Regions from separate parts of the Mus musculus genome. Here region 2 is linked to region 1. A link is a loop called in an ENCODE intact Hi-C map of the cell type or tissue named here. Cell type or tissue: gastrocnemius. All regions are shown on one strand. Each heading gives the region's core, and the rest is flanking DNA. Links, peaks and the distances in the headings are about the cores only. Region 1 overlaps Prkch (protein kinase C, eta). Region 2 has its middle 18 kb from the start of Hif1a.

Region 1 (9,688 bases), core at 1,029-9,028:
GAAAGTTGGGGTTCCGACTCACAGCGGGCCTCCCTGAGGCTTTCCAACAGTGGAGGCAGTGGCTTTCATAAAAAAAAAAAAAAAAAAAAAAAAAAAAAAAAAAAGCACCAGTTCGATGTTTTGTTGATAAAGTGAAAAGATGATCATTAAATATCAAAACAAGAGAAGCTATACACGCCTCCCACTCTGTGTTTGACACAATCCACTTAAAATACATTTAGTGAACTCATACTTGGCTCCTTGGAGACCTCTGCCTTGTTGTGCAGCAGAACTCTAGGCTAAAGAGAGCCAGCGGGGTATGAGCCAGGTCCTCACCCACACTGAACAAACCCTTGCTGTCACCCAGTTCAGGAGCCATGTAAGTCCCAGGAAGTGCCACAGAGCAGACACTGACAGTAATGACGGCCTTTCCAATCATACACATGCTTTTTATATTTTATAAAACATTTTATATATTTTTGCATGTGTTCACATGTGTGTGGGCAGGCTCATGCCGCGGAGCACATGTGGAGGTCAAAGGGCAACTTTGGAATCAGCTCTCCCCTTCTACCATGTGGGTTCCAGGACTCAGGTAGCTGGGCTTAGTGGTCAGTACCTTTACCCACTGAGCCATCTTGCTGGTTCATATACACTCTTACAAGGGCCCACTTCACTTTCCCTGTGAGAAACAGTCCTCTAGGCTGTGAGGCCAGACACTGAGGACATCACTGGACAGTCACGCAGGGCCACAGCGTCCAGCCAAGGCAGATTCCTCAGGGAATACATGGTACTAACTCAAGGGCACAACTGATACTGAATGAGTCTATACCTAGGATGCTGCTACAATGCACAGGGCAGCCCTCCAAGAGAGGCGTATCCCACCGTGTGTTAAAAGAGGGCCCATGACATGGCGCTGTGCGAGCATTTTATTTATGGTTCACTACAACCATAATAGCTCACCGGCCCTGAGATGGGTCATGCATTAGGGGTGATGTTCTGAGCCGTGTGGAAAGGAACTTTCTCTGCAGATCTGTCCTAAAGCCCTAATAAAGAGGAGTTAGTCGGGTGAATGGCAGGCCCACATTTTATAGGCTTCCAGAAGAGAAATGTAGACCAACTCTGCCTTATGCGCTGCCTGCATTTCCTGACCTAACCCTAAGCAGCTTTCACCAGCAGTAGATGGATGTTGGCTTAGACGGTGTGGACAGTGGCTCATCCCTACCCCGTGTCTCCTCAGAGAAAACCAAAGAGAGCATGGTTCTGTGTTCCCCAGGGAGGGAGAGAGTTGACAGAGCAGCAAAATGCCACAGTAGCTTTCCAAGGAGCGCTGCAAAGAAAGGGAAGGGAGGGCGGCTGATTGGCACTCCTGTTTTGACGGGGAATTATATTCTACATCATTTTAACATTTAAGATGTCATAAACCTTGAGGATGAAATGAAGAGACGCTGGGAAGAGTTCCAACACCCCCTTCCCAGGTCCTGAGAGATCCACGACAGGGCAGAGCTGGGGAGGGGTGAGCTCACAATATAGCGGGCTCTTCTGCTGAAGAGCAGGAAGAGTCCTGCAAGCAGGAAGCCTCCCACAGATCAGAGGCAGAAACACCCTGGGTGGCCCTCCAGGGACCAGGGCGGTACTGACTGACAGCAGAAAGCAGGAAAAGGAGTCTTACAAAAGAGCAGTACAACGGGGTCTTGGTGGCTCAGGAGGTTACTTGGGAGTGGGCAGGGAGGTAGACAAATGTCCCTCCCTGTGGCCTGGAACAGGAGATGCCAGTGCGAGGGGAACACACAAACATGGAGGTGAGCAGACAAGCTAGCTAGGGCTGCGACTCCTCCTATGCTGCCTCCTGACTTAGGCCTGTCAATTACTCAATTAATACAGCACCAATCACCAGCTGGGAGTGATGTGGGGTTTGGATCATGCCTTCTTAATAATAATCAGCAGATACCAAATTCATTCTACCCCACATAAATAAGAGTGCATTGGACACACAAATATAGCTTCAAGGCCAGCTCCCTATACGCCTTCCCAAACATGTGGCTTTTCTGAGCCTGACCAAAGTAGAAATCCAAGAACAACCTCCGAGGAATGACTGGTCACTTGCTGAGTCTACCCACATAGGACAGCTTCAGGCCTACAGATTCCTAGAGCAGCTACACAGGGCAGAGCCTGTTCTTCTTTGTCCCCTACTGTCTTCTCAGGGTGGGCTTCATATCACAGACACTCCATGTTACAAGGGCTGAGTGAATGAATGCTTTCCTGCCTTCTACCGTAAGCTAAGCCTTGCAACAAGGCTGTTTCTACTTATGACCGGCACTGGCTATTTCTGGGGCCCATGAGAAACAGTCATAACCCAGTTCTAACCAGTGATGAAGTATTAACAAGAAACTCAAGTATTTCAAAACTAGAACACATGAGAACCCATGGTTGCTACCCAAGAAAGTCTGGTTTTTACAACTGCATAACTGTCTACAGGGTGGGGTCGACTCACTCCACCTACAGACTTACAGCCTCAGATCCTCCCTGGATAACCATGTCTGTCAAGGTGAGTGCTTACCCAACCTCCCAGGTACTACCTGCAGGCACTGCAAAAACTACAGTGTTAGTTGGTTGGGGACTGAAGTTCTGCAGAAAGCCCAGCACATGGATTGGAGCTTCCACAGGATCCGGAACTTAGTACATGAGTTCAATTTCTCACTGTCACTTCATGAGTGCCAGTCTTCCTTTAGAACAAGAAGAAGGACAGGGATTTCACCAGACTCCCCCCTTTTCAGCTAAAACAGCAGAAGTCTTGGTACTTGAACTTGAAAGGGCAGAGGATTGGCAACTTGACCTACTGTAGTGAACAACCTGTAACTATGCAATCACCAGCTCCAACACTACCAGTCACTGTGAGCACACATGACTAAGGCTAACCCTGGTGAAGACTGGGGACTTCAAAGGAAATGACACCCGGTGCCACAAAACATCTGTCCAGATGTAAAAGTATAGGGGCTGCTTACCCTCCAGAATGTCAGGGGTGGTGACAGCTGTAAACAAGCCAATTATAGTTAAACAACCTCGAGGACAACGGTTTTAACTCTAGACACACCTAGTAGCCTGTGGACCAATCGAGACACGGGGGAAGAGAAACAGTTTCACCTTCTGACTCCCCCACCCACCCAACCCCATTCATAATCAAGACCATGTGACCCAGTAGCCCAAGAGATCAGAAACCCAAATCCTGTGCCTGGAGATGGTCCTCTGAACACCATCCCCAGGGATTGTCGGTTGAGGAAGTAAGCTCACACAACTTGGTCCAGACATCTGAATTTCACCCGTGGACCTATGTCCATAGCTACCAGCCTGAGAGAAAGATGGAGCATGCTGACAGGTTGGAAGCAAACAGAGCTGGAGAACACCAATGCCATGTTCTAGTTTGTTTTCTATTTCCATCTGAGCCAAAGGCAAACGAGAACAAATGACCCAGAAGCAGACCACATGGCATGAGAAGTAGTCATTGCTCAAGGAAAGGAAGAAACCTAGTTCCAGAGAGAGCAGAGGAAAATATCCTTGGGTGTTTCAGAAAAGGCCAGAAAACACATATGGTACACAAGAACAATTCTTTCTAACAACCCCTTTCTTTTCAGATGTATATACTGCACAGAGGGGAGATTGCTTGCTACAGTGTAACAGGCATGGCATAGAACGGCATAACCCAGGCAAGAAGCCACATACTTTCAGGTAGCCCCTTGCTGTGTGATCCAGGATAGATTGTTTAACCTCTCTGGAGCTCAGCTGTGCAAACTGTTCCAAGGAGGATGCAAACATCTTCACCTTCTGGGATTGTTTGGAGTACTGCAAGACATTTTGCCCAACAGGTATTTATCAGATAGCAGTGTGCACTTTCTGGGGCAGCAAGAACGAGTAAAGCATCCAGAGTGCACTTCAGTGAACTTCCAGCTTCTGCACCTGCCCATCCTGCAGAACGGACACATTCAGACTCCAACAATGATCAACCAGGCACACTGATGCTAGCAGAGGCCTCTGCAGACAGACCATCATCTCCTTTGTCTTCTCCTCTTCTCTCCTAGCCTGTAGCCTTGGGGGGTCTCTTCTCCTTGACCAGGATGGCAGAGTATCAGAGCACAGGGAGATGATGGCATGATGGGAGCTGAGTGTGCCTCCTTCCCAATCCAGCTGATGGTAGCACCTCAGGATGCACTTGGGACTGGCTCAGTAAATTGTGGACTGTGGGCTGTGGCTAATCTGCCCCTGCCCTGTGTATGCAGCTCCCTCCCCACAAGGGACTCCTTCTAGAGGCTCTTTACTCACTAGGGAGAAAGGCAGTCTTTTCTTTTCTCTTCTTTTCTTTTCTTTTCTTTTCTTTTCTTTTCTTTTCTTTTCTTTTCTTTTCTTTCCTTTCCTTTTCCTTTCCTCTTTCTCTTTCTTTCTTCTCTCTCTCTCTCTCTCTCTCTCTCTCTCTCTCTCTCTCTCTCTCTCTCTCTCTCTCTCTCTCTTTCTTTCTTTCTTTTTGGACTGGAGATGCCTAACTAGGCAAACTAGGAAATAAAGAACTTCTTAAAGACACCAAGTGCTAGGAAAGCCAGAGCCCAAACTTTAACTCAAGGTTCCCTTGTTATTACCTGCCCCAAAGGGGGGTGGAATAATAACCCCTTTCTCACCTCTACATATTCTGCTTTACTAATAACTAATATGACAACAATGGAGAGGAAAATACAGAGGAAGCAACGCTCTCTTGCCCTTGTGTTACCAAGTCACTTCCCTGACATCCTTAGCGTCTGCTGAGAGCGTCCTGTGCCTGTGTGCACAGATTCTGAACAATCTCGCCTTCTGCAATTGGGGCTGGGCTTTGCTGCTACTCCTCCGCCAGCTAGGAGCAGCAGATCCCTCTGGCCTGTCTCGAGCTCCATCTTCAGGACTGACCCAGGAAGTCTAGCAGCCCAGGCTCTGAGGAAACCTACAGCAAGGGGCCGGTCCTGTCCTTCCTGTCCCTGGGAGCCTCTGTGGTCTACAGCCATTAGAGAAGCAGAGGTAAACAGAGTTGAATTCCTAAGGAGTGAGGAGGGACCTCGGTACAGCCCTCTTCTAGGTTTTGGACACAGGATGTCCTGTATTTTTGAAGCAGAAGGCCTGCTCAGATAAACTGGGTCTCTGAACAAAGACTGGGGCATCTGACCAATATTGACTTTGCTGCTTCCCCCAACCCCTTCCTGGGAGGCTGCTTTCTGTCTTTGCTCCTTTCTCCCTCCTCCAGCCTCTCCCTCTGGCTGGCCTCTTACCCCACCTATCTGCCTCTCTGAAGCTCAGTTTTCTCTGCCTGGCCTCAGCTGAAAGCTCTTCTTACTCAAGCGGGAAGCCTGTGGAAGAAAGGCGGTGGGCCTCCATTCCAGGCCATAAATGCCAATAGGCTGACAGCCCCAATGAAGATGAAAGGACCCGGAAGCAAAGTCAGCTTCAAAGCACCGAGGACAACAGCATGTGCTAGATTTGTGACACGGGTCCCTTGTAACCAAGTGTTCCTTGGCTAAAAAATGCCTTATTCTCACTAGCTCTGTTGTTTAAAACAACAAAACAAAACATGCATTTGAAAACTGTGTACCAACCCAGCAACTCCGCCACTCAGCTACTGTCCTGATGAGATTTTTATCATCATTTCTGGCTGGTGCCTTTGTAGGGAATGGAGAGCCACTTTGCTGTCTTGGCCAGAACTTGATATGGATACAAACCACTCATCTTTGTAAGTACTGTATCCTTTCCTGGAACCTTCTAGTTCTACGGTTTCTTAAAAGTGCTGGGTGTGAGGGAGTGTTTTATTATTTCCATGTTTCTCTGAACTACAGACAAAGCAAAGATAATAACCGAGTCTATCTTATGGAGCGACAACATGCCATTAGTCATGCATGCTAGGTGCTGATGACAATGTCTGATATCCAATACTTTTGAATTTTTTTAAGTGACCTAGTGGATCTGGAACTCCTGGACTCTACCTCTCATAGCCTGTCTGAGACTCCAGGTCTGAGCCATCACATCTGGAAGAACACCCACTTCAATTAGTACATTAAGTGTTTTCCCTTTGCTGAAAGCTCAGGTCATTTCAACTTAACTCAGATGATAAGAAAATAAATAACTCCAAAATCTAAAACAAAGAAAAAGATCTAAATAGATATTTCTCAAAACAAGAAGTATAAGTGGCCAATAGATACATTTAAGAGAAATGATGGCCACTAACCATCAGAGAAATGCAAACTGAAGCCACCCCAAGGTGGCTTTTCCCTGCTGGAGCTGCTATTAAAAGGATGAAAGGAATTGAGCTCCAGCAACACAGGAAGGAAAGAAGGCCCATCCATCCGTGTGCACAGACACTGGGCCTGTGAGTCCGTCAACCACCGCCCAAATCCAAATGGAGACGCCTCAAAAGTTAAAATGGAATATGCGTATGATCCAACCAACAGTTCCACAAGCTCGGTTTATATCCAAGAAGTCTGAAGTCAGAAGCAAGATGATTGAAAAGAGAACTGCACGCCCTGTTCACGGCAACATTATCATCGTATGGCTGGATGGACAGAGATATGGATGGATGGACCCAGAAAATGTGGGGTGGATACACAATGAGCCATCGTTCAACCTTAAGACGGGAGGAAACCCTGGCATGTGTGGCAACACAGATGGATCTGGAGAAGATTAAGTGAAATAAACCAGGCATAGAAAATCAAATCTAAAGAACTCCCAGGAGCAAAGGATGGATGCCAGGGCTGAGGGTAGGAGCTAGGGAGCTGTCAATCAAAGACTATCAGCAATGGACTAATAATATATATTAACCATCTTTAAGGTTTAAGCATTTTTAAAAACATTCATTTATTCATTTGTTTGTGTGTGTGTGTCTTTATATGTGAATGCATGTATGCCACAGCAGATGCAAGGCAATTAGAGGACAACTTTAGAGACTTGGTTCTTTTCTTCCACTCTGTAGGTCCCAGGGATCAAATTCATCAGGCCATCAGGCTCAAGGCAAGTGCCTTTACCCACCACCCCTCACCAACCCAAATCAAGCATCTTTACATACAACATCTATCGTATTATTGTATTGTGTCTGTTGGCTACACAATGAAAATAAAACCAGCAGACCTAACAGCTTTTACAGGTGAAGATAAAGACAATTACTCACAAAGTGTTGGAATTCCTGACGCTATCAGAAGGTCTGCGATTTCTCACTTATTTCTAACAGTAACATTTAAGGAGAGATATGAGCCAAAGAGTTTAGGGATTTTTAACCTATGCAGAAAGCTTGATAAAGTATCTAGTGTTTGAAAATTGCTTTTTGTTTTATTTTTGGTAGGAACAGAAGGAGCTCCTAAACTCCCACTTTATGGTTTAGAGGGGGGAGCTCTGGGACGTTGCCCTTGCTTGGTGTGGGGAAGTGGGTTCATCACGGAACAGCCTTAGCTTTTAAAAAGAATTGTTATTCCTTGAAAATTCCATAGACGTGTGCAATGCATTTTAACCATATCTGTTTCCCATTCCCTCTCACCAGGCCCCTCAATATATTTTTCTTCTAGCTTCAAATCTCCCTCCCCAATAATCCATTAACTCCAGCAGTGTGCCCATATGGACATGGCTGTGGCGTCATCCACCGAGGCTCGGGCAGCTAGCTGCGGCCCCGACCTGTGAGTAGTCAGTCTCTTTACCTTCCCACTGGATCCTCACAGAGGTCTCACTTCTGAGACCAGGACTTGGAGAAACGCAGAAAAGACTTTGACAACAGACTCAGCATTTCGACCTAGGGTCACCGAAGAGAACTTGAGTGGACAGTCCCAAGGGCAATGCTTTTCCATCTCTCCAGGCAGATGCTTCAGTAGCTGATGTGAGACTGCACATGACCCATGGGTCAGAGTCAGCCTGGCCTATACCTGAACCCTGTCTCCAACACTACCAAGCCAAGAGGACCTTAGTGAGCTCCTCCCATCTCTGGGCTTCAGCAATAGAGATTCCACAGGGCCAGACATGAGGGAGTTCACGTTACTGAACATGGACTCTCCCAATGAAATGTCATTTGCCAGGCCATTTGGGGAAAACTCCAGTGCCCTAACTAGATGAGCTACTCAGAGGACAGAAGGCCACAGTTAGCACCCGACTCCTCACTTGAGGGGCCATGGCTTGCAGAGTCAAGTAGCTAGAGCCATCCAAGTTTACCGTTCCTCGTAGTGACTAGCATTTCCAGTCCTTTATAGCCAGCTTTACAGGAGATAGGGGTAGACATGGAGGATATTTCCAGATGGAAGAATAACACTTGAGTCCCATAATTTCCCAGAGTGAAATGAAGACCCTGTCTCTACCTGGCCATGTGAAGAACTCATTTGCTTCTTGGTTCCCATCACTCCTTTCACCCTCTAACCTGAAGGTCAGAGCATTCCTCTCCCCTCCTTCTTTGTTTGGGAGCCAGCACCTGTAACCCACAACCTTTAAAAATGCTCCAGACTGTCACTGCTCAGGTGGTGAGAAATCAAGGCCACTTTACAGTCACGACTGCCACCCTGTGGCCAAACATCAGACCTTTAATAGAAGAGGGGGGAAAAAAACAAAAACAAAAAACAACCACCAGGGATGCTAATGAAGACTTCAGCTGTAAGTCCTAGGAATCTCTATGCCCACTGAAACTTTATTACTGCACAGGGTCACTGCACAGATTAAATACGACAGTACACACAAAGCTGTCAGAACAGTGCCTAGAAGGCAGACCATAAAATGTCAGCCGCCATGTTAACTACCATAGAGGTAAGCACCACTGGACTCCGTCCAAATCTTAAATGCTCGAGTTTCCTGAGCAATACTACCTCCAATAATATGCCACGTAGAAATGCTCTATAAACATGCAAAAATGAAAGTACACGGGGACTTGTGGCAAGATGGGTTGAAATAAAAAACCAGATAGGTAATTAACCACACACACACACACACACACACACACACACGTACGTACGTACACGCAGAGACAAGGGATAGATGGATGGATGAATGGATGGATAGATAGATAGATAGATAGATAGATAGATAGATAGATAGATAGATAGATAGATAAAGTCTAAATATACAGCCTTGGCTGCCTGATTGGCCTTGAAACCACAGAGGTTTGCTTGCCTGCCCCTGAAGCCCAAGAACTGAGATTAACAGCATAATCCACTGTGCTTGGCACAATATGTTCTTAATACAGAATACTCTACAGCTATTAAAAATGAAGCAGCTAGATGTATGCCAATATGATAAAACCTCCAAGATTTAACTGTTACTGTGTTTTTAAAAATTAGTGCAGTCATAGTCGAAGTTCAGTCTTGTTTGCGTTTTAATTTTTCTAATTATTTTGTGTGTATGGGTGTTCTACTTCCATTTATATCTGTGCATTACATGCATGTCTGGTACCTGGCAGAGGCCACAAGAGGGCATTAGCATTCCTGGGAGTGGAGTTATAGACCATGTTAGGCACCGTGTGGCTACTGAGAATTGAACCTGAGTCCTCTGGGAGAGCAACCAGTGCTCTCAACTGCTGAGCAATCTCTGCAGGACTTTCCAGATTTTGTGTTTTTTTAAAGGGTGGTGTGCATCTTTTATGCATCAAAAACTCCTTAAAAGGCTTCCTGTGACAGAGAGAACAGACATGTGGAGGATGCACATGCCGTCAATTAAAGAAGCTGGCTTTCTGTGATTAAACCTG
Region 2 (9,688 bases), core at 953-8,952, 180 kb before region 1:
AGCAGGACCTTTCTGGTCATGTCTATGTCACATTTCTCCAGATCCTGTCCTGTATCCCATTAACAAGGTCTGTCATAACTAGGTTTAGGGTCAAGTGTCTGCCTCAAGGTCTGAAGTGCTGAAGCACTTCCTTGAGACTTGCTGCTGGAGCAAAGACAATTTCAGAGTGTAGTTAACCTAGGGCCTGCAGGGAAAGGGAGCTGGCAAGACTATGTGGCTAGAAAATAGGAACACCTCTCAAAACACTGTAATATCGGTGCTGTGGTATGTGTATCCATCAAAACACGTCGAACTCACATAAAATAACAACTGTTTTATTGTATATAAATAACACCTCTATTGAGTTAATTAGCAGTGAAGAGCATTTCTACTCCTGAGCATTTTTCTAATCTCTGTTCTTTTCTCTGATGTGCCCCCATCTGGCTACGTTTCATCTGTCCATTGGTTGGTCATGCAGATTTTGTCTAACCTGCAGCCTTTACTTAGAAATGTGAAGCTTGTGTATTACCTCAAGAGGGGAGTGGGGAAAGCAATAGATATGCACATTGTTCAGACCAGTAGGTTGTGGGTCCTATAAGCAAGCTTCAGAGAGCAGGTGATGTTAATCCCCTATATTCTTGCTATTTTATGTCTACTGTTGCAATGGGCATAGGCTCTGTTATGCAGTGATGTGTTGGTCTAGTTGTCTCTATCCCCAGTTTCCCAAAGAATGCCTTACCCAGAAAGAGGTCAATAGAAAACCATTGTGTTGCTCTCGTACTGGGCTCCATGAACATTGTAGAAGCTCAGGAAGTGAAGGATCGTATACAAATATCATAGTTTCCTTGCAAACCCAGTGAATGAGCATGTTGGACAATTGTTGGTGTAGATAATCCCAGAACTCGAAAGAGAGAGAATGTCTTGGAGAACATCTCTGTGATGTAGGGAAGTGACCACTTGTGTGGATCGGGAACTTGGGTTCTGTGGACCCCAATCTAAATGATCCTTCCTCCTTTGGGGATCATGTTCCTCAGCTGAAAAGTCAGGGAGTTGAGCTAAATCATCACAGAGTCCCTTAAGATGAATCACTTCTACGATAGTTTGTTGTCAGTTAAAGGTGTGACTCAGTGGCGGGACACTTGTGCAGGAAGGATGAGCTCTGGCCCCAATTCCAAGACCACTCAATGAATAAATAAAGCAATAAATAGATAAAATAATCCCACATAGTCCTTAGAGACATAGATTCAGAAACACACAGCAAAGGTTAGAACTGGACAGGTGGACAAGATTAATTTGGTTAACACTACAAAATTCCAAACCTTCCACATGGTATCAAAATATTGGATATTTTCATAATTCTTTCCCATGCGTTTCCCTGATTGGTTTTCAAACAGCCTCAATACAATGTTTATCTCAGGATGCACTGAGAAGTTGGACCACAGAGTGAGAACACGTGGGAAAAGAGGAATTGTAGAAGACTGGGCCTTCAGACTATTAGTTACAGTTTGTCTCCTCTTCCAGACACACACCATCTTTTACAAAGATCACGGGACCGTAACGATGAGATCTAAGTAGGCTAACACAGCTATGGACAGATACAGGCAACTTCCTTGTCGCCTGAATTCATTTGCACCTAGTCCGTTTAATTTGATTTATGCAGACACTGATACGTTTTCAGGGAAAAATAATTGGAATAATGCTAATGATCACATTTCAGGCATAGATAGGTCCCTATAGGCTAAGAAGAGCCTAGTGGGAGCTGACTCTCCAAGCAATTTATCCTGTAGGGAACAGTCTTGGTATAATAGGATGCAGCTACAAAAACTAAGGAGTTGAGCAGAGTAAGTCTGTTTTGTTTTTAAAGGCATTAGGGCTTAAGCAGTCTCCCTGGGGGACTCTCCTAGATGCAGAGTGCATATGGCTGTTCCTTTCTCACTTTGTGAATATTTGCAATGGGGCAAAACGTTAAGACCACTGAGTAGTGCACGACAGTGCATGACAAGGAACTGTATTTGATGTAAAATTTTAAATGTGACAGCATTTTAAGATTTACTATTCTATTTTTTTATTTTTATTTTTATTTTTATTTTTTGAGACGTCTAATTATGGAGATCAGGCTGACCTGGAATTTGCCCTGTAATTCAGGCTAGCACAGTCCTCACGATCTGGCTGGGATTACAGGAGTGAGACTCCCTGTACCTTGACCCTGCCTGGGTCAAGCAGCACTGGAACCTATCTCCAGCTGATATTTAATTTAGCAGAGCCCCCGCATGGCAGCAGCCAGGTCCATTAAGAAAGTGAATGTCCTAGACTAACAAACTAATGCATGTGGGACACTCTGGGCTTCTCAAGAATACTTTGGAGAGTTGAAATTCCTGACTAAGTGGAAGGAGGGGGCTCCTACTACAATCCAGCACTGGGTTATAAGACAGTGAGTATTGTTTTCTGGATATGGGCACTATTTAAGCCTTACCACTCCAGCATATTGGAAATCCCTAACCTATATGAGCCATCAAGTCTCTCTAGCTTCTGTATAGCATGAAATATTTTTTCATCCAAATGCTTGAACAGTTTTCCACTGAAGGTTGCTGAGATGCACCTTGTCAAAATTAGTTTTGCTTAAGTATTCACATCAAGCGGATAAAAACGCAATCATAACCATAAGTGATATTTTGTGTTTGCTTGTTCCCTCTGCTAAGTCTGCATTTTTCTTCATTGCCTAAACAATGAATTATCAAAGTTTTTACAAATCTTGCTGCCAGTTGGTTTCAGGAAATTATCAGACCCCTGTATGTGGAAAGAGGATTGAACAGTGTTTCCTATCAACACTGAATTGTCTATAAAAGCAGTCACATTTTCTATCTACAGTGTAAAAATGACAGAGATGTGAATTAATATATTTTTCAGCATGTTGATGTACTACAAAGTTTAGTGCAAGAGCTTTCAAACACAGTTCCCATAGTTTGTTCTCAAACCATCTAATTCCCTATTTAGGGTTCAGCAGACCAAACTTTTTCTGTTTTCTGAGACAGGGCCTCACTCTCCAGTTCAAGCTTGCCTTCAGCGCCCAGTCTCCCCACCTTAGTCTTGCCAGTGTGTGGATTACATCCCTGTAGCACCAAGCCTGGCTCAACCAAATGGATGCTATAGCATTGTTAGTTCCTAAAGAATTGGCAGGCACCCTTCCTTGCACTCTCAGACATCACTGGAATAGCAAACAGTTGCCATTAGAAGACATTTGTTGTCAGAGCTGTTTGATCAAGCCCAATGGGAAATTTTTGTTCGTTATGTGCCAGTTAATTGCTTTTCAATGTTACCTGACAACTCCCAGACATATCTCCAAAGTTAGCCACAGACCAAAGGCTCCTCTTTTATGACATTGGATTGGCTTCATGATTGCAGACTCTACATTCATATGTCAGTCTCAACAATTGTATGAGTGTGGCCAAGGTTTAGATTGATTTCTAAAAGATGTCAAGACCCAACTATTCCATCATGGTGTATGCCTCTTACACTGAGGAATAGCATTACATTCTTTAAAACTATATCTGAAATTTTTGGAATTGTCTTTTTTTTTTTTTTTTTTTAGAATTTTTCCGTATCATCAGGATATTTTCATTTCAAAATATCAAAGAGTTTTAATGACAGAACAAGGTCAGTTAGAGAAGAAGCGTCACAGTATAAAACATACAACAGTGATTAGAGCTGAGTGGGCTCAGTCATTTGTTGATAGTAAGGTATGTTTGATATTTCTTTTTGTACTTGGTGTAATTTTTTTTTTTTGAGACAGGGTTTCATGTAGCTCAGGTTGCTTTTGAACTCTATCTCCTGTAGGTCTCCATGACCTTGACCATGTAATCCACCTGCCTCTGCCTCAAAACGCTGGGACATAGACACGTACCACCTGGCTGAAAACTAGTCCTATTTCATTCTCAAAATCTAACCCATGGGAAAAAAGCACCAAGAATTGAAGATAGCTTTCAGTAAGCCTGCAACAGGCCTCCAGTAGGAGCCATCCGGCACAGGAAGCTACATCTTGCCTTCAAGGTCAAGAAAGAGCAACCAACAGGAGGAAGCATGCCGGTCACAGCCATCATTTGTCTGCTCTGCAGGCCTGATTCCATGTACCTTCTGACATTCTCCATGAGGTCAGTGTCAAGGTTGCTACTTTTGATGCCCAAGGAAACCCAGTAAGAGAAATGAAATATGAAGAAATAAGATTATCAGATAGGATTGAACTTTAGAGAATCACACCATTATAATATCCGAGAGGCATTTTTTTTTCTCCTACTCACGAATACACTTTTGCCTCATTGTGGTCCATAGCACTATTCCTTAAAATGCCTATGTGAGGAATATTTGGGGTGGAAAAATGTTATTTGAAGTTCATGGCAAGTTCTAAAATGGAAGTCACAGCATAGCTTCTGGAGGCTCTGGCACGAGGTCATACCTTTGGCTGTAAAAACTACAGAGCATCCAAACAGTTGCTTGGCAGGCTTGTGGCCACAGTAAAACAGACCACATGGCCACAAGGCCTCAGGTGATACTGCAGCTGGAGCTGCCCAGCATGAGATGGGCTCACTCAGATTCACCTGGGAATGACTCTACATGGTAGCCTACTCTGCCTTCTTGGTCACTGGCATATTCAATGGTGGCTGCTGAGAATATCGGCTGGAAGCTTGTAGCCCTCTCTCTAGCAACCTCCTGTGGGGTAGTAGTTAGCTGATTGCTGGTGAATTGGCACAGCTTTCCCAGTCTGGGGCAACTTGGCAAGGTCAACCCAGCTCAAGAGCTCCCTGTTATTTAGCTGAAGTCTCAGCGACAAGCAGGCTGTACCATGGCTTCTCCCACACCACAAGTCTGTCTTCTTCTCTTTACAAGTGCATCTCCTTACAGCTCTGCTCAAGAAACGTTCTGACTGTAACCTTTGGATTCCAAGTACATTTCCAGGAAAGCCAATCTCAGCAGCTATGCTAGAACATAACCCAAATCTCCAGACTGACTGAGCTTAGCAACCTGGTGGTCACAATTGCAAACTTTGTCCATAACACTTCTGTTGTCAATCCTTGGTAAATAAATGTCTATAGGCTCGTTCATGTTTCAAGAAGTTTCTTTTTTTTTTTTTTTTTTTTTTGTACAAACATATAAAGAGCAGTAGCAGAGAGCTGCAGAGAAGTACAAGTATTTATCTCTAAGTGCAAAGTGGATTGATTCACACTCCCCACCCCCCAGGGGGAAACAGGAGGAGGAAGCAGAGGAGGACATGAAAGTTCAGAGAGGTCAGAAGCACAAGGGTTTCTTAACTCTCACACAAAGAGAGATCTCTCTGAAGTTATGCTGGTCTTAATGTTTAAAAAAAATACATTTTAATACATTGTTACTACTCATTTTTATAAAGTGAGACTTTTAACTTTATTTCATAATTATCCATCCTGAAGAACTTGACTTATAGAAGAGATTGACCTGAATTCAAGCCTCTGTGGTTCAGGATTGGAGTGTGTGTGTGTGTGTGTGTGTGTGTGTGTGTGTGTGTGTACCGACTGCAATGAATTCTTAGCCCTGGGGGATTTAATGGCTTTGTATGTAGAAGCTCTGTAAATTAAAAAAAAAATTATTTGAATACCTCTCACAAGAACATCCTCAAAAACACTACTTTGAGGCCAGAACCTCTAGCACACTACTTAGGCCTACCAAAAGTCTCTTGCATGCTAATCATAAAAATTAAGATCCACTCGACTGTGGCCGAAACCTTTCTTTTCAGGTCAGGCTCTGGAGTCATCATCATAGGAACTCCAGATTCTTATCTGTAAACAATGAGTGGGGTTAAATAAAAATATATACTTGGTCTCTGACCTGGTTCCTGCCACAGAGCTCCTGAAATCCTTGTAATTTCCTGAGTGATTGGGGTACTTGGTGGCTCTTTTGTTCTAATATTCTGCCTCTGAGCCTGGTTTCTGACACAGATCCACCCATTTCCTGGGATCTCCTGGATAAGAGCATCTTGCATTCCTACAAAGTGACTCTTGTCATTGGTCCAAAGAAATATCATGCAGGATTAGAAGTTGAGGATGTTCTGCCAACTTCTGCCCCATCCTCCAAGAAGGCAAGAAGAGTTACAGGCTGAGTTAATAGTTGATCCTGCTGATGGCAAGCCTCTATTAAGTTCCTAAAGTGTGAAGTTGAAAGAGCTTCCCTGTTGGTAAAGATGTCCATGTTCCAGGAGGGCACCACACATCAGATCCAAAGAAACAGAAGCCCCTGCCTTGGGACTCTTCTGAACCTTGCTTTACCGAACCTCTTCATCTGGCTGGTCATGTGTAGTACTTAAAAAAAAAATCTGTTGTACTAAGTGAGTAATAGTAAATAAACCATTTCCTGGGTTCTGTTGGCCACTCCAACAAATTGTTGAATGTAAGGAGGGAGTTGTGGGAACCTCTGAGAGGTTGTTGGCACAGAAGCAATCTGGGGACTGTTGTGGATGAAACAGGGAGCAAGCAGTCTTGTGAGGTTGAACCCTTCACCTCTGGTGTCTGATGCTGTCACATGGTGTCAGCGTCGAGTGTAGAATTCCTAACTAGTGGCCAAAATCTGGCTGGCATGGGTAAATTCTCATCCATTTTGGCCACAAATGTGTTTCGTGTTGAGTGTGAATATAGAGAAGAAGAAAAGCAAGTTGTTCTTCCTACATGTCTGATGTCAGAAGTAGATTGCTGAAAGCGATGTAGGAGAAAAGTTGGGTTTTTTTTTCCTGGTATACAGGATGTTATTTGCTTACAGAGGAGTGGTATGACTCTTTCCCCCAGAAGCTTCCACAACCAGAACTTTCTGTCCTCCTTTCATGCTTTCGGGGTGATGACGTCACCTTGCTGATATTTGTAAGTATAGCTATGACTTACAATGACTTGACCTAGCAGCCTTTTGCTTTTACAAAGTAAAAATGTGTAAAAGCAATACATATTCCAGGCCTAAAAGATGGCTCGTGGTTAGGAGAACTGTCTGGTATTACAGAGGACCCAGGTTCAATTCCCAGCACTGACGTGGTAGCTTACATCCATCTGTAACTTCAGTTCTGAGGGATCTAACTCCTTCTTATGACCCTGGTGGGCATCAGGCATGCATGTGGTGCACACACAAAGATGTAGGCCAAATAGTCACACACATAAGATAAAGTTAATAAATCCTTTTGTTTTTTTTTTAAAGTAGTACATATTCAACAGAAACCCCACTGAGGATTTTGACCTTTGCCAGGCTGGTGGTTTGTCACACACGTCTCTCCTGTAAGACTGAGTAGCAACATCAAATCACAACCGCCAAATAGTCCCCTGCTCATGAGAAGAATAACCAACAGGCTCCAGTGTACCGTGCCGCTATGGTGCTACGGTATGGTGCATAGTTGGTTGTATGTATTCAGCATCCTTAACAATGTGTGGCGTTTCCAATTACAGTGGATGTATCAGGAGACAATCTCACCATCATTTGAGGAGCCCCTCCCCACAAAATTAGAAATTTTAAAAAGATTAACTTATGTTCAGTATAGCGTTACTTGTTTTTCTACCTTCTAGTTTTCGAATTCCCAGAAACTTGGTCAACATTTTCGGTATGGATAGAAGTAATATTGCCTGGGTGGTTCCAGACCTCTTAGTGGCTGCTTAGGCTTTCATCTTTCCCCATCCCTTTCAGCAGCCACGAATGCCAACCCTTCACACCAAAACTTGAGGTGTTTGGAGAAGAACTTGCGGGACGTCCCTGCAACCCCCTCGACAAAGCCAGCGGCAGCTGCTCCTCTCCTTATCTCTCTCTGCCTAGCAAGAGATGCCTTCCCTGCCCCCCAGCACTAATCTCGGCTCCCATGTTTGGACTTTATCATCTGCCCCGCCCCACTGGTAACCATCAAGCCTCCTCCCCTTCCTTCTCCCCCACCTCCTAAACTCCAACACCGTCTCCACTGTAGCCATCCCAATATGGTTTAGATAGTACCTTCTCAGAGAAGTCTTCTCCAACCTGAGTCCCAACCACTTTACCGCCTCTTGGGTCTGGGTGAGGCATCCTATAAGGGCATCCCCCATAACATTGTGCACTTAGGAGTTAATTGAATTAACAAAGGGTTGGAAGGTATGATATGCGCAGAATGTACTAGGTAATTAACATGTTCTGAATAAAATAGGGCTCTTGTCCTCAGGAAATTTATATGCCACTTTGGGAATGAGACAGTAAACGCAGTTATAATAAGGCACAATTAGCTCACAAAAGAAGCATGCACGGGGACACAGAGAAAGCACTCAAGTCCAGACTTGAAGGGTGAGAGATGATTATTTGGAAAAAGATTCATCTTCATTGTGAAGAAAAGAAATTGGACTAAGTTAGGCTTAAATAATGGGGCCTACAGGGAGTGGCTGGGAAGAGAAGAGAGGAAGGGAATGAGGTTTGGGCTGTAGGGTAAAGAGGGCTTGGCCTACTCAGAGTAGCGAATATCCCTGAGCCTTTTCCAATCACTCTCTGACAGAATAGACACTTCTTGAATGAAGGAGCAAGTGAAGAAGGCTGAAAGAAGAAGGGGTCAATATATGAATGGAGGACTTAAGCAAGAGGCTGGCATCACCCAACTTACTCTTTATAAAAATTGTTCTGGGCAGAGAGAGTCAACTGGCCAGGACTGATGGGGACTCGTAGAGATCAGAGAGCCTGCAGGGGTCTGATCTATACATTATGGTTGAATAGCTTGGTATCTTTGTAGGAATCCTAAGAGTGGGAGCAGGGGACTGTCCCTGACTCTTGCCTACTTAAAGGACCCTTTTTCCTCCTCCTGGGTTGCCTTGTCCAGCCTTGATCTGATGGAACGTGTCTGGTCTTGTTGTAGCTTGTTATGTCGTGTTTGGTTAATGTCCTTGGAAGGCCTGCTTGTTTCTCAGGGGAGGGGAGGGGAGGGGAGGGGAGGGGAGGGGGAAACTGAGGTCCAGATGTGATATATGAGAGAATTAAAAAAATTGCTATGTGTATATGAACTATAAGGAGACTAATATATAATGCTAATCGGAGATGGGTGAGGAAGTTGCTGTTAAGGATGAGGGCGAGCTGAGAGACCACTGTGAGGTTGGGAAGGAAGATAACAGGCTGTGTCAGACTAAGGACACAGAGGTCAAAGGGCTCGGCAGCCCACTGTCAGAGTAAGGAGACAAGGAGTCACGGATGAGGTCCACGCTTCTGACTTGAGCATGGTTGGCAGCCGTCACTGAGCTGCGGCTGATTCAGAGATGTGTCTGCGCTGTGAGAACGATAAGAGGCGTAGGTTGTGGCTTTTCTTGACTAGTTACCTGAAAGAAGCCATTTTAAATGGGAAGGGTTTATTCTGGCTCATATTTGGGGGGAGTATAGCTTTTTGTTTTGTTTGTTTGTTTGTTTGTTTTGTTTTGTTTTGTTTTTTTACAGCGGGGAAGTCATGGCAGCAGGTGGCTCCGTGGGGGCGGGACTCCGCAGCAATGATTTATGACATAGTCAGGGAGCCATGATCCACTTCCTCCCACGAGGTCCCACCGTCTAAAGACTCACCACCTTCTAAACTAGTACCACTAGGGTACCAGTAGGAGCACACGTTAAAAAATATGAGTCTGGGTGGGTGGGGGGCATCTCACACTCAAAACGTAACACTCAGTTATGAATGTGTGCGGTGAGAGCGAGGCTGGTAATGGCGCGGCCGGCTTGGACGCAGACG

What was found. A loop is a pair of places that touch in the nucleus more often than their neighbours do. Peaks named below come from ENCODE experiments on the same cell type or tissue, not always from the same donor. Only the 100,000 strongest peaks of a DNase experiment are listed, where the experiment ranks them.
Region 2: a loop joins it to region 1, with 2.2 times the contacts of the local background. A loop is called at or near these places in 16 of 42 quality-filtered maps.

The regions. Positions count from the first base shown.
Region 1 is chr12:73,704,294-73,713,981 of GRCm38, reverse strand. All of the region lies in intron 9 of Prkch (protein kinase C, eta), which reads right to left. Among named protein-coding and RNA genes, the nearest start is that of Gm34189, 73 kb to the left of the region's middle. In gastrocnemius, for the core only: CTCF peaks have their summits at 4,885 (motif pointing left) and 8,520 (motif pointing left); DNase peaks (open chromatin) are centred at 4,871 and 8,494; H3K27ac peaks cover 460 bases.
Region 2 is chr12:73,885,295-73,894,982 of GRCm38, reverse strand. No RefSeq gene overlaps it. Among named protein-coding and RNA genes, the nearest start is that of Hif1a, 18 kb to the left of the region's middle. In gastrocnemius, for the core only: no CTCF peak of the experiment used is centred there; a DNase peak (open chromatin) is centred at 4,718.